Regions from separate parts of the Homo sapiens genome. Here region 1 is linked to region 2. A link is an interaction called in ENCODE POLR2A ChIA-PET data of the cell type or tissue named here. Cell type or tissue: PC-9. All regions are shown on one strand. Links, peaks and the distances in the headings refer to the core of each region. The heading gives the core; the rest is flanking DNA.

Region 1 (6,256 bases), core at 1,421-5,420, 630 kb before region 2:
GCATTCTCTTTAAAGAAAACAATTTTAGGAAATTCAATAACATTGCATAGTTACAACTATTTCCCAAAACAACTTATAGATGCAGGTTAATGCAGCTCTATTCATGATCTAAAGAATTTTTGGTGGTAGAATGGGGTGTTATTTCAACTTCAATTAATCTGTTTATATGTTGCCTGTAGTGAACATAAATAATTTTATCAGGGAAAAAAAATACATTTTACATTCTAGTTAAGACCTGTAAATTCATGATTGGAGGCAATGTCTCTGGTCCCAACACAAAATGACTATGAAATGAAATTACTGTGAAAATGTGTCTTATGAAGTACAATAAGAAAAAAGTTAAAAGCACATAGCCTCATTCAAAAAGAAAAAAATTATCTGTAGGGAGTAGAACTGAGAGGAGAACCAGGGTAAAGTTTATGGCCTCCAGGAGGAATTGGCCTGGGATTGGTTTCAGGACCAAGTCAAGGATTAAAATCATTACATGTGAAGAGGGAAACAGAGCAGATAGAGTGGAGTTGGGCTCCTTCAAAAAAGACGATCTCTAGGAATTAGGGCAAAGCACATTAAAGCACACATGAAAAACTGCTTCACACTCATTTATTTTGGCAAAAAGCAGAAAACAAACAAAAAAAGTCAAATCAGGCAATTTGAGCTACTAGTAAAGAGAACTTTTCTATGCTGCTGGTGATGGTTTCGATAGCTAATGTTTATTGTATACTTAATGTGTTGCAGACACTCTTCTAACTACTGTATATAAATATTTAGTCTCTACTGCAACCCAGGAAAATGGATAATATTGTTGTGTTTATTTGATGAATTAGAAAACTAGGTAGCCGAGGAATATTTTGCCAAGGTCATACAGCTGGTTGCCAGGGAATCTGACTCCAGAATCCATGTCCAGAAACAACCTACTGCAAGCCCTGAGAACATAAAATGGTACTATTACTTTGGAAAGCAGAATGGAAAACTACAGTAAAAGGGAAGAGGTATACACCTGAAAACCACACATTTCCACTTTTGGATATCATTCCTATTCTACATAGAGTCAGAGAGGCGAATACAAAAAGAATCCTTGCAATATTATTTATATTAATAGTAGACACACATAGTATTTATTTTGCCTAAGAACAATTGTTATATTTATTGGCCATATTATTCTCTACAACAATCCCTATAAGGGAGTTTCTATTAATATCTCCACTTTAAAAATGAAGAGGCACAAAGATTTATGTTTATAATAGCAAGATAGTTGAAACTACCTCAATGCTCATTAATAAGAAAGCAGAGTTTTAAAGCCTAATATATATATGTAAGGAAAGCTTTAATCCGCCATACAATGAATAGTCTATACCTAAATGTAAAAATCTAAAAATATAAACTTTCTAAAGCTTATTGATTCTAATATATTTTAAAAGCATGAAAACTTAAGATAAATATTTTACATGTACTTAGAAGATTCCCTTTAAGTTGAGAGGGAAAAAAATGGAGTGGAAATTGTTCACTAATGACTGCCAGTATCTATATTGATTCAAGTTTTAAACAATATAAGCTCTAAAGTTAATATGGACAAATATTAAATTTTTTTAAAGCTGAGTGGTGAGTATACTACTGTTTGTTATATAATTTTCTATATTTTACATATGATTATTATATTTTATACTAAAATGTGTGACAGTAAATTGAAATTGTTTTCGTCATGTATTAATCAACCTGACATTAACTTTATTAATTTCATTAATACTGACTTGCACAATTAGACAAGTTATCATGAAAAAATAGCTAATAATATTTATCATTTATTGGAAGTGTATTTTCTGAAGCCCTACAAGTTTTTATATTCTTTATTCATTTAACTATTTTTAAAATTGCTTTAAATAGATGTAAATGTTGCTGAAATTGCTTGCTAAAGACAAAACTATTAATGGATTGAGCTGGGACTAATACAAAAGTTAGTCTGTTACCTACTTCCATGGAGCTGTGCTACATCTGTAAGGACGTAGTTACCAGTACTAACTACAGAGCTCCCAGAGTCATTAAAAGGAGATGTGTCTGGCCTCAGTAACCTTCTTGTCTGGACATAAGCCCAATGCAACTAACTGAATCATCTGGATATGGGTCCAATGCCAAAAACTCTTTAATCACATAGTCCCCACGATTATTGTATCTTCACCTCTCTTTGTGAGATCTGGATTATGCCTAGAGGTTTAGAGTTGGCAGAAAGACAATGTGCACTGGAAATAGAAAAAGTTCAGGGTAGTTAATGAGAAGAAAGGAGTTCATATGAGTCAGTTTCAGCAGAACAAATTTCTGAAACAGTCCTTAAAAGTATGTAGAATTGTTGTAACAAACGACATCACCTATGAATAATATGTTACTTTTAATTATATTAAAGTTTATTTCAGCTTAGATAGTTGTTTTTTTATTCTGAATAGAATTACTCCTAATATTAATAAATTCAAAATCTCAATATTTTTCTTTTAATTCATTTTTACCAATACGAAGCTATAGCTTTTAAAACTGTTGCTAATAAATGATGTTTTACATATTATGTTCATAATTCTGATGACATTGAGAATGAAAAATCTAGTCCTACAATTCAACATCCAGTGTTCCACAAAACACAAGGAATGTGATAGGACTTTCACAGTGGCTTCATATTGCCGATTACATCTACATATTGACTTCAACAAACTGAGACCTTTAATTCTTACCTTCCTCTATGTTGAACATTTTCAAAAAATTATAAAGCCACCATTGTGATTAAATTTAACTTTGTGTCATGTTTAGTTTCTTTAACTCATCTGTCATCAATTTTCTCATAGACAAAATATAGTGTAGAATATCTTCAAAGCTAATTTAATATATAAATTTGTACCTTTTTAAAATTATATGTGATAATATAATATATATTTGCAATCCTTACATATACAACATTCCCATAAATTTTTTCTCATAATTTTCACTCCAAATCAATATCCTGATAACTATATTACTGTCCTTTGTTCTTGTGGTCTATTGATGTGTAACAAAAAGGGGTTTATAAGGAAAAAGGAACTTATATTTTGCATGTACAGATTAGTCAAATGAAGGATCAGAGAACATCTTTAGAAAAAAAAGATATGAAAGTTGTAGAAATTATCAAGGCAGGTTAGAAAATGGAAAGGCTGGAGCAACTAGAGATAAACATTGCTCATTTCATAAGTTTGCCTATATGCCTACATATCACTCATGGAAATTGAGCTCCTATAAATGAATCTACCAGTTATTTCTGAATTAACATATTAGAACCCAACACTAATTTCACTTTGAATCAGCTATACCCTAGAGTTGAAACCTGCTAGATCTAAAGTCCTTTCAAATGCTAAGAGAAATGCATCATTAAAAGGCTGTGGGAAAAAGAGATCAGCTTAGCTGTCATTTCCTGTGGCATTAACTTGGAAAACAGCTCATTTCCATATACCTTTTCAGGCCCTGTAGATATTTTAGATACTTAATTTTAATGCATGCTAAATCATTGCACCCTGCAATAAAATTTTCTCATTTTACATCGGCAAAGACTTTAAAAGAAAAAAAAAAACAGAGCATCAAACTGGCATTTTTCCCCCAGGAAAATATTTAAATTCAGTTTTCAATTAGGCAGATAATTGTACATTTGAATGAGGGAACGCTTTATCAGTAAACTTCTTTTAGACTGAGGCTGGATGGGCTCTGTGTATACCTATCCCACTACATCTCATTTTGTCTCTCTGGCACTGATGATAATGTAGTAAAGAACATGAACTGTTTACCTTCAGCTCAAATAATGAGTCAATGGGTCTGCCAGATGAATACCAATAGCATTATTCATTATCTTGTGACAGTTACATTTTTGAAATATCTCATAGCTTTGTTGGTCTATATCTACTAATTCTTCAAGGGCAATTTCCCAACCTTCAAGAAAGAGTGCACAGAGCAACACTGATTCTGGAAAAATAAGACAGATGTTATTTGCATAATTTAGCCATGAATTTCTGAGTACCTACTGGTTACTCAGATTTTTCCTAAGGGATATGTAAATTATATTTATCATACTCAAGAGTAGTCCTTTCTCTTTTGATTTGATAAGGGGAAGCAGACTCTGCCTCCCATAGGGAAGAGTAGCTTCTTTTAAGGAGCACTGCCATTTTCTCCCATATGGGTTCTCTTATTTTATCAGGTAGATTTGGTGAAGCAATGGTGGAGTATACATTCTATGATGGTACTTTTCAATTATCCCTATGGAAGATGGCTAGTCCAATAGTTGGATCTCTGAATTTAAAATATGAGGTACTTAGGAATTTCTATTCTTAGCTTTGGGTCTTAGCATCAATTGTAAAACAACAGAAAAATCTCACTCAGGACACAATATCTATTTACATGAGAATGAGTAAAGATATAGGTATGGAGAAGGAAGGAAGAGAAATCAAAAGAATTGGTATTTGATAGTTCTCGTGTCTGTGGGAAATAAAGATAAAGTTACACTGGGGAGAAGATAGCTGGTTTGACCTCCGAAATCATTGTTTGTATAACTATTGGGAAATGGAAAATGAATGACATGAAAAATTAATACTATGCACTTTAAAGATTTATCTGAGTTGGGAACTTATACTCAAGTGAATCAAATCAGTATATTTATATAATTTTCTTAAACAGCATTTGTTTATTGTACAGGCTTGATTCTTAATTGAAGAGCTGCATAAAAGCTATAGCTGAAGTCCATGGGGACCACGGGAATTGAAGAAACTTGGAGAGTATGTTTTAAATAATTTATCTCTTAGTTAATCTCCTTGAAGCAGGGTATTAGAAAACAAAATTTTGAAAACTAGTTGTTTTGAGAAACTGAACAGATCTCACAGTCAAGGAAAGATTTGTGTGTTAATCCAATGCCATTCAAATTGAAAGAGAAGAGCCGTAGTTGTGAGATAAGCATATGCAGAATTATGAAAAGGGAGTCAAAACCAAGACAAATAGGCTAGCAAATAATAGGGACTAAACGTAGGAAAGTTAGCTTTACTTCTCAGAAGCTACACAATGGTTTCATGAACTGTGTTCAGAAATAGGGAAGGATAAAAAAAAAAAACTGGCTAAAAAAATGGTGTATTGTTCACTATTAGAAATGTTGCCTTTGAGTCATCATGGATCTCCAGGTAGATATGTTCAATGGATATAGGAGTTGTAAGGTTAGGGAAAGATCAGGGTAAAATGTGATAATCTAAGTATTATAAACCAAACGTTTGTGTCCACCCAAAATTCATTTGTTGAAATTCTAATTCCCAAATATAATTATATCAGAAGGCGAGGTATTGGGAAATAATTAGGTAATGAGGGTGGAGCACTCATGAATGAAATTAGGGCCCTTACAAAAGAGACCCTAAGAACTCTTTTACTCTTTTTCTACCATGTGAGGATAAAAGTAGAAGTTGGCGGTCTACAATCCAGAAGAGAGTCCTCATCAGAACTTAACCATGCTGGCACCCGGATTTCAGACTTCCAGTCTCTAGAATTAGGAGAAATAAATTTCTGTTGTGTCTAAGCCACTCAAACCAAGGTACTTTGTTTTAGCAGCCCAAACTGACCAAGACACTGTGCATGTAGACAACAGTTAAACACGTGTGAATAGAGAGATTTTTCAAAGAGAACAAATAAGATGATCAGTGGGTGTGTGAAAGGTGGAATGGCGACTCATAAGGAGGTATAAAGGGGTGGAGGAGGAATAGGAGACCTGGTGGAGACTTGGAAAGGAAGAGTCGAAGAGAAAACAGGAGAATTAAGAGAATGAAGGTACAGATTGGTAATCACATCTAGAACCATTGTGGCATTTTTGAGAATAATTGTATGAGCAGTTTGATTCTAATTCAAATATTTAGCTTAATGTCTCCAGTAAAATTTTCAATTTTACAAATTAACTTTTTCTCTTGTTATATAAATCTTACAAGTAATCATAATTAATGACCAAATATTTAAAATTTTAAAGAAGTATGAACTATACTAGTTTTGTCAATCTAGAATGATCTTATTCAAAGTATTTTAAAAATTAATCATTTTGAATCTAAAATTAGAGATCTAGAGAAAGAGTGAGATAAACATAAAACAGAGAAATTATTCATGGTATAAACAATTTTTTTGACTACTATTGTGGGAACTAATTCCTTTTTCCAAATGAATGTTTGCCTCCAGGCAAGGTAAATAATTTGGAAAGGCAAAAATTCTTTTGTGACTCCATTTATAACCCACA
Region 2 (6,256 bases), core at 1,284-5,283:
TGTATTTTTCTACTGGTCTGTTGGTCTGTGTCCATTGAGAATAGCTACAGACTCTTTTGCCTCCTAATAGGCTTCTGGCCTTAAATATGGCCCACTAAAGCCAAAGTATTTTGACAAACAAATTTTAAGAGATAGAATGAGCTTAACCTCCAGGTATGTAGAGACTCTAGATCATGTGGCTTTTTGACAAAACTCTTCTGTTTGATTCTTGGCTCAGCAGGGATAGATCACATATGGTTTGACCACTGTACTGGGAAGATCACTTTATTCATGTTTAAATTTTACTTGGAGAGGCTTTAAAGCAGGGTTTATAAACTTAAGAGACCAGGCTTGAAACTGGAAGTAGGCCAGGTGTAAATTAATAGGGAGATAGTGGGATTAAAAATGGCAATCCCTCTTCAAGTGTGTTTAAATAATAAATTTTAGAATGCTAAACACATTTAGGAGCTAGAGTCAGCTGTTTTGCAACCCCTACTTTAAGGAATACTAGATGCAAGAAAAATATGAGCCTTAAGATTAGTTCGTGGCCGAGTGTGGTGGCTAAGGCCTATAATCCCAGCATTTTGGGAGGCCGAGGCAGGAGGACCCCTTGAGCCCAGAAGTTTAAGTCCAGCCTGGGCAACATAGTGGGACCCTGTCTCTACAAAAAGTGAAAAACAAAACAAAACAAAACAGGCATGATGGCACATGCCTGTAACCTCACCTACTCCAGAGGCTGAAGCTGGAGGACTGTGTGAGCCCAGAAGGTCAAGGCTGCAGTGAGCAGTGATGCCACCACTGCACTCCTGCCTGTGTCAGAGTGAGACCCTGTCTAAAAACAAACAAACAAACAAACAAACAAACAAAAACAGCACACGAGAAGTCAAGGTGCTCTTGGAAAATGAAGAGTAGCTGTTAGGATAGATCATAGGTCAAGTTCACCTCCCTTCTCATATCTACCTCTCTACCTGCATACCTCCCATGGAACATCTCTGCTCTTCCTGCCTCAGTGACTCTCCAGGTGTACCTGGACATTTCCTAAAGCTACAAGTAGTAGGTATCCAGGACTGCAAGAGCCTATTACACTGGAATCACATCTACATGGTTCATGCTCATAATGTTTTTGGAAAAGTGCAATGTACATTTTTAGTCGGTTTTTTACTCTAGCAAACTGTGGAGACTAATGGATAACATCAAGATAACTTATTTTTGGTTGGGATTGATGCTTATATCACAGTTTTTGATGTGTGGAATTCAACCTTCTACCTTCTTTTAGCACCTGTCACAGTGCCCACCCAGGGCATGGCAGCATAGCCATATGGGACCAGTGCCTTACCATAAAGCATACCTTAGATTGAAGGCAGGATTCACCCATTAGGAATGGTGCAATATTAAACAGCTTTCTTATCCTTTGCTTTTACATCTTTTAAATGGGAGTAATAATTGGAATTGGTATAAAATTTTAAAATGATAATTACTTAGCACAATGCATAGGATGTATTAAGTGTTCAATAAATGATGACAATAATTCTACCTTTTACCATCACAAATTATGTATATATCTGTCTCCTCCAGATACACGCTTATCTGCTTGTTGAAGTTGGGATGTGTATCTCATTCCTATGCATAATTCTATACAGTGCCTTATACATGGCTAGACCGTGTGTTTGTTGAAATGACCCTTTCTTGGGAAAATATGATTCATAAAATTTGCCTCATTTCATTTTATTGCTCTCCTGTTCAGCCTTCTTTTCTGATTCTACCCCATTAAAGATAACAGATACCTTCAGAAAGCATAATTAAGCAGAATGGATAATGTTGTCAAATATTTGGTAGCGAGATATGATTATCTAAATAAATTAGGATCTCCTGCCACAAATCTACTTTGCTGGAGAACAAATGAATGGTTGGATGGTTAGGAATCTTTCTGAGAAGACTACTGAGTAGATTATTGGAAAGGTATTCAATTACAAGGCTCCCCCCGGTAGATGGTGTACAGAGAACTGAACAAACAAGGGTATGAATTTCAGCTCTGCTGCATACTGACTAATGGCTCAGTTTCATCGTCTGTAAAATGGTGATAATACTGCATGACATTAGGTTGTTTTGAGGATTAAATTAGATAACTTTTATAAACCACTTTGCCTGGAACTTATTAATTACTCAACTGTCTGAGGCTATTATTGTTATTATTATCACTGGCCATATTATTAATATATCAGGTAACAGACAATCCTGTATAAATAGCCCACTTGCGTGTGTGTCTGTGTTAATGTGAGGTACATTTTTTAAAATTCAAAAATAAAAAGTCAAGTCATTTGAAAGCTTGGAAAGCTACTCAAAAACTTTCTTCTTTTATTAATAAAATCTACTTTATTTTATACATTGAAATTTGCTAATACCCATTATAACACTTTCTAAAATAAAAAACCTATTTTGTCATATCAGTTGCTTAGCTGTGTATATCTCTGTAGTTAATTAAAGTGATGCCGTTATTTCCATTGGGAATAAAACTCAAATGAAGAATGGTTTTACATAAAAATGATTATTTAAAATAGAAAAAGAAGAAAAGGAAGAAGATGGAGAAGGGAGGAGGAGAAGGAAGAGAGGAGGAGAACAGCCCAGGGGTTGAAAAAGATAAGATTATCAATTATAATAACTTTTGCAGACTCTAATTATGCTCACCTAAAATTTACCAGTTGGTAAAACAAAAGCAATATTATCAACAGCAAAATAAAGGTGAGCATCATCCTCCTAAGCTGAATTTTTTTTTTTTTCTTTTTTGAGTTGGAGTCTCTTTCTGTCGCCTAGGCTGGAGTGCAGTGGTGCAATCTCGGCTCACTGCAAGCTCCGTCTCCTGGGTTCCTGCCATTCTCCTGCCTCAGCCTCCTGAGTAGCTGGGACTACAGGCACCCGCCACCATGCTCGGCTAATTTTTTGTATTTTTAGTAGAGACGGGGTTTCACCATGTTAGCCAGGATGGTCTCGACCTCCTGACCTCTTGATCCGCCCGCCTCAGCCTCCCAAAGTGCTAGGATTACAGGTGTGAACCACCGCGCCTGGCCCTAAGCTGAATTCTTAAACAAAGCTAGAGAGTAAAGGACCATTGACCTTCGGAATTGACTATTCGGAACACCCATGGTATTTTAGGCACTTCAGCCAGGACTATATATATATAGCCAAGGACTGTCAGAGTGAGGACAGTAATCCCTACAGCAGATTCTGTTTACCTCAGTTTCTTTCCCTCAAATATATCCCACTGGAGATTTCAGAGCTGCAAGAGCTGCAATATAGTTTCATAAATGCCTACTGTAAGCCAGACAAGGCATGTCCAGTGCCCTGGAGATACAGCAGTGAGGAAGACAGGCAGAACCTCTGCTGTCAGGAATACTCATAGCAGTGGGAGGAAATAGATCATAAGCATGTAAGCAGCGAAGTACATGCATACATAGAAACATTCAAACCTCAATAAAGGCAGATAAAAGAAAATAGTGTGTTGGAGAGTGACTAGTATGGAGCCCATTCCAGCTAGGGAGTCAAGGATGATCTGTGGATGTAAAATTTCAATGGAGACCTGAAATATTAGGAAGCAATGACGCAAAGCTATGGAAGAAGAGTGCACTAAGCAAAAGGAGAGCAATTGCTAAGACCCTAAAATAGAAAAGAGAAGGCACCTTTCCCTTGGAGTGATGATTTTCTTGGTGCCTTAGCATTCAGGCTGCTGAAAGGAAGCAAAGACAAGAGAGGGAAGCAACCCAGTAGGTCACTCCTCTCTCAGTCAAAGATGAGGAAGGTTTCTTATCTTTATCTCAGACCATCCTACTGAGGATATCTCTCAAGTCTTTCAGCACTTAGATGGGATAAGGTAGCTAAAACCAGAGGGTTAGCTAAGGTGAGATGCTACAAAAGTATCAATAAGACACTAAACAAAGATAATCCAAAGGGTTAGATACTATTATTTATCTTTTTATTATTATTATTCTATAGTATATTAATCATTATTATCATCATCAGAACTGTCCTACCAAATTATAATTTCTATGGGGAAGGAAACTTGTATGTTTTATCATAGTGCATGGCACATAAAAGGTGCTCAATAAAAAGTCTGTTCAAAAATGCATTGAAACACATGCATGACTAGAAAGAGCCAAACAATATTATAATGGGACTTCATTTCACCTCACTTTCTGTGTCCTCCCATTCCTTCTTGCCTACCTGTTCCTCTTCTGCTTCCCAACCCTGAAGAGCCCAATTTTCCCTTTATTCCCCTCACCCATTACCATTTGCTTATGGACCCAGCCATATCCTTTGTCAAATTTTCCTTTGCTTCAGGATTATATTAAATTTCATTCTTCACTGTCCCATGAACTCTATTAAAGTTTTCATTATGTACTGCAATTAGGATCTGTCTGTCTGGACACAAAGCAAGCCAGGGATGTGGTCAGGAGGATAGCAGAGCAAGAGGGACAAATGTATGTACCAGAACCCCTGGGTGAATGCTGCTGTCCTGGGCTGGAAAGCCTAGGCCGCAGAGAAAATGAAGGCACTTCCATGGATACTGGTTGAAGCACACATTCTTTAAGAACAGATTCTTGCTGTTGCAGGATATTATAGGCAGGGTTATATAGGTGTTCTTATTCACTATTTCACAAATATTCTAAAATTTCACCAATTACAGAGATCATTTTGATGAACTAGTGTTCTCTTTGGGAAGGTTATGTTAATCAAATTGTATTCCTAAAACCTAAATACAGTACATATGAGAACTTTGATAGAGTTCATAGGACAGGGAAGAATATGATAAAACAGACAAGGTTCCTGCCCTTATAGAAATTATAATTTGGTGGGACAGTCCTGATGATGATAATAATATGTTAAATATACTAAAATAATAATAATAAGATGAATAATAGTATCTAACCTTTTTTGATTACTTTGAGGATTTCACATATGAGGCATTGTATGTGAAGTATTTAATACAATGCCTGACATGTCGTAAATATTCCGTTACTACTAAGTCTTGCATGAATGCATCTCCATGAAGCATGGATTAGGGAAAATATAGAATTTAAAGCTGCATTATCTTAGAGATCTAATGCTTATGCTAATCCTGTTATTTTACAAGTGATTCAATAAACACAGGTTAGGTAACTTTACAAATGAGTCAGTGAAAACACAGAGGTTAGGAGCATGCCTGTGGTCACAGAGCTCATACATATGTGCTGCTATCCCTGAGATATGAAAGCTGTGGACCCACTCCACAGAAAAGTAAATATATCCGAAGTTGTGCGTAAAGTTGCAGGGAGGCCCCTGAATCTCATCCATAACATCCTCTGTATCCACGGGCGCGGTTAAGTACCCCACACTTGCTGCCTTTGTGTGTTATCTGACTTTGAGAATGTTTTGCATGTTGACTAGTCCTGACACAAGCAGTGTTTGAAATAATACTTTACTGCTGTAATTTTCTTCATAAACCCTGGTTGCTGATCATATGAGCAGATGACTCCCCGATGTGCTGAGTAAACACATTTCCAGCTTGAGAGGGATGCTGTGTAATGACACTTGGAAAGTTCAGTATCCTGTTTATCTAGTATCTAATTATATGGGCATGCAACAAGTAAACTTTTATCCTTGAAAACCAGAAAAAATGTAGTGATTTTTAGATAAATGTGCCTCTTTATATGCATATAACCTTTCCTGTATATCTGTGGTCTTTGGTGTACTAATATTTTGATAGATTAAGAAAATGAGGAAAACGAAGTAGGAAAAAGCTATTCAAGCTATTTTAGAAAATGGCTTGCATATTTAAGATATGTCAAAAACAAAGCAGTGTTACTTAGTGATGAAGTGAAACCTTGGTATTAAAAAAATGTCTCCACCTATCGTTCACTTATAAATTCAACAAATATGTCTGAAGACTTACTGTGGATAATAAGAAAATGATAGTCCTGAGGGAGAGAAAGGTACACAATTATAAGGCAGGGAGAATTGCAGTGATAAAATGTGCATGGAGTATTTGGGGCACACAAGAAAGACAGGCATTTAACCTCACAAAGGAGCGAATTGCTGGGCTGTGTCAGGGAGGCAACAGCATCCCGGGAAGAGGGCGTTGCCTGCATAAAGGCCTGAAAAAGCAGGCATTTCAGAGTATCCTGATGAGTTAATTCAGAGTGTTGCAGGTTAATGGTGCTAATCACTTACTAGCCTTTCTTTATTTTAGCTACTAGGCAAAAGATACAAGAAGCCAAAAGGACTCAAAAGTAGCAGTTTCATTAAT

The links. ChIA-PET counts read pairs that join two places held together with the same protein. Peaks named below come from ENCODE experiments on the same cell type or tissue, not always from the same donor. Only the 100,000 strongest peaks of a DNase experiment are listed, where the experiment ranks them.
Region 1: POLR2A ChIA-PET joins it to region 2 with 15 read pairs; 1 of 35 experiments calls an interaction of 5 or more read pairs at or near these places.

What each region holds. Positions count from the first base shown.
Region 1 is chr11:104,621,302-104,627,557 of GRCh38, reverse strand. No RefSeq gene overlaps it. Among named protein-coding and RNA genes, the nearest start is that of LINC02552, 15 kb to the right of the region's middle. In PC-9, for the core only: no CTCF peak of the experiment used is centred there; a DNase peak (open chromatin) is centred at 3,837.
Region 2 is chr11:103,987,646-103,993,901 of GRCh38, reverse strand. The region is part of intron 3 of PDGFD (platelet derived growth factor D); the gene reads left to right. Among named protein-coding and RNA genes, the nearest start is that of DDI1, 46 kb to the left of the region's middle. In PC-9, for the core only: no CTCF peak of the experiment used is centred there; a DNase peak (open chromatin) is centred at 5,121.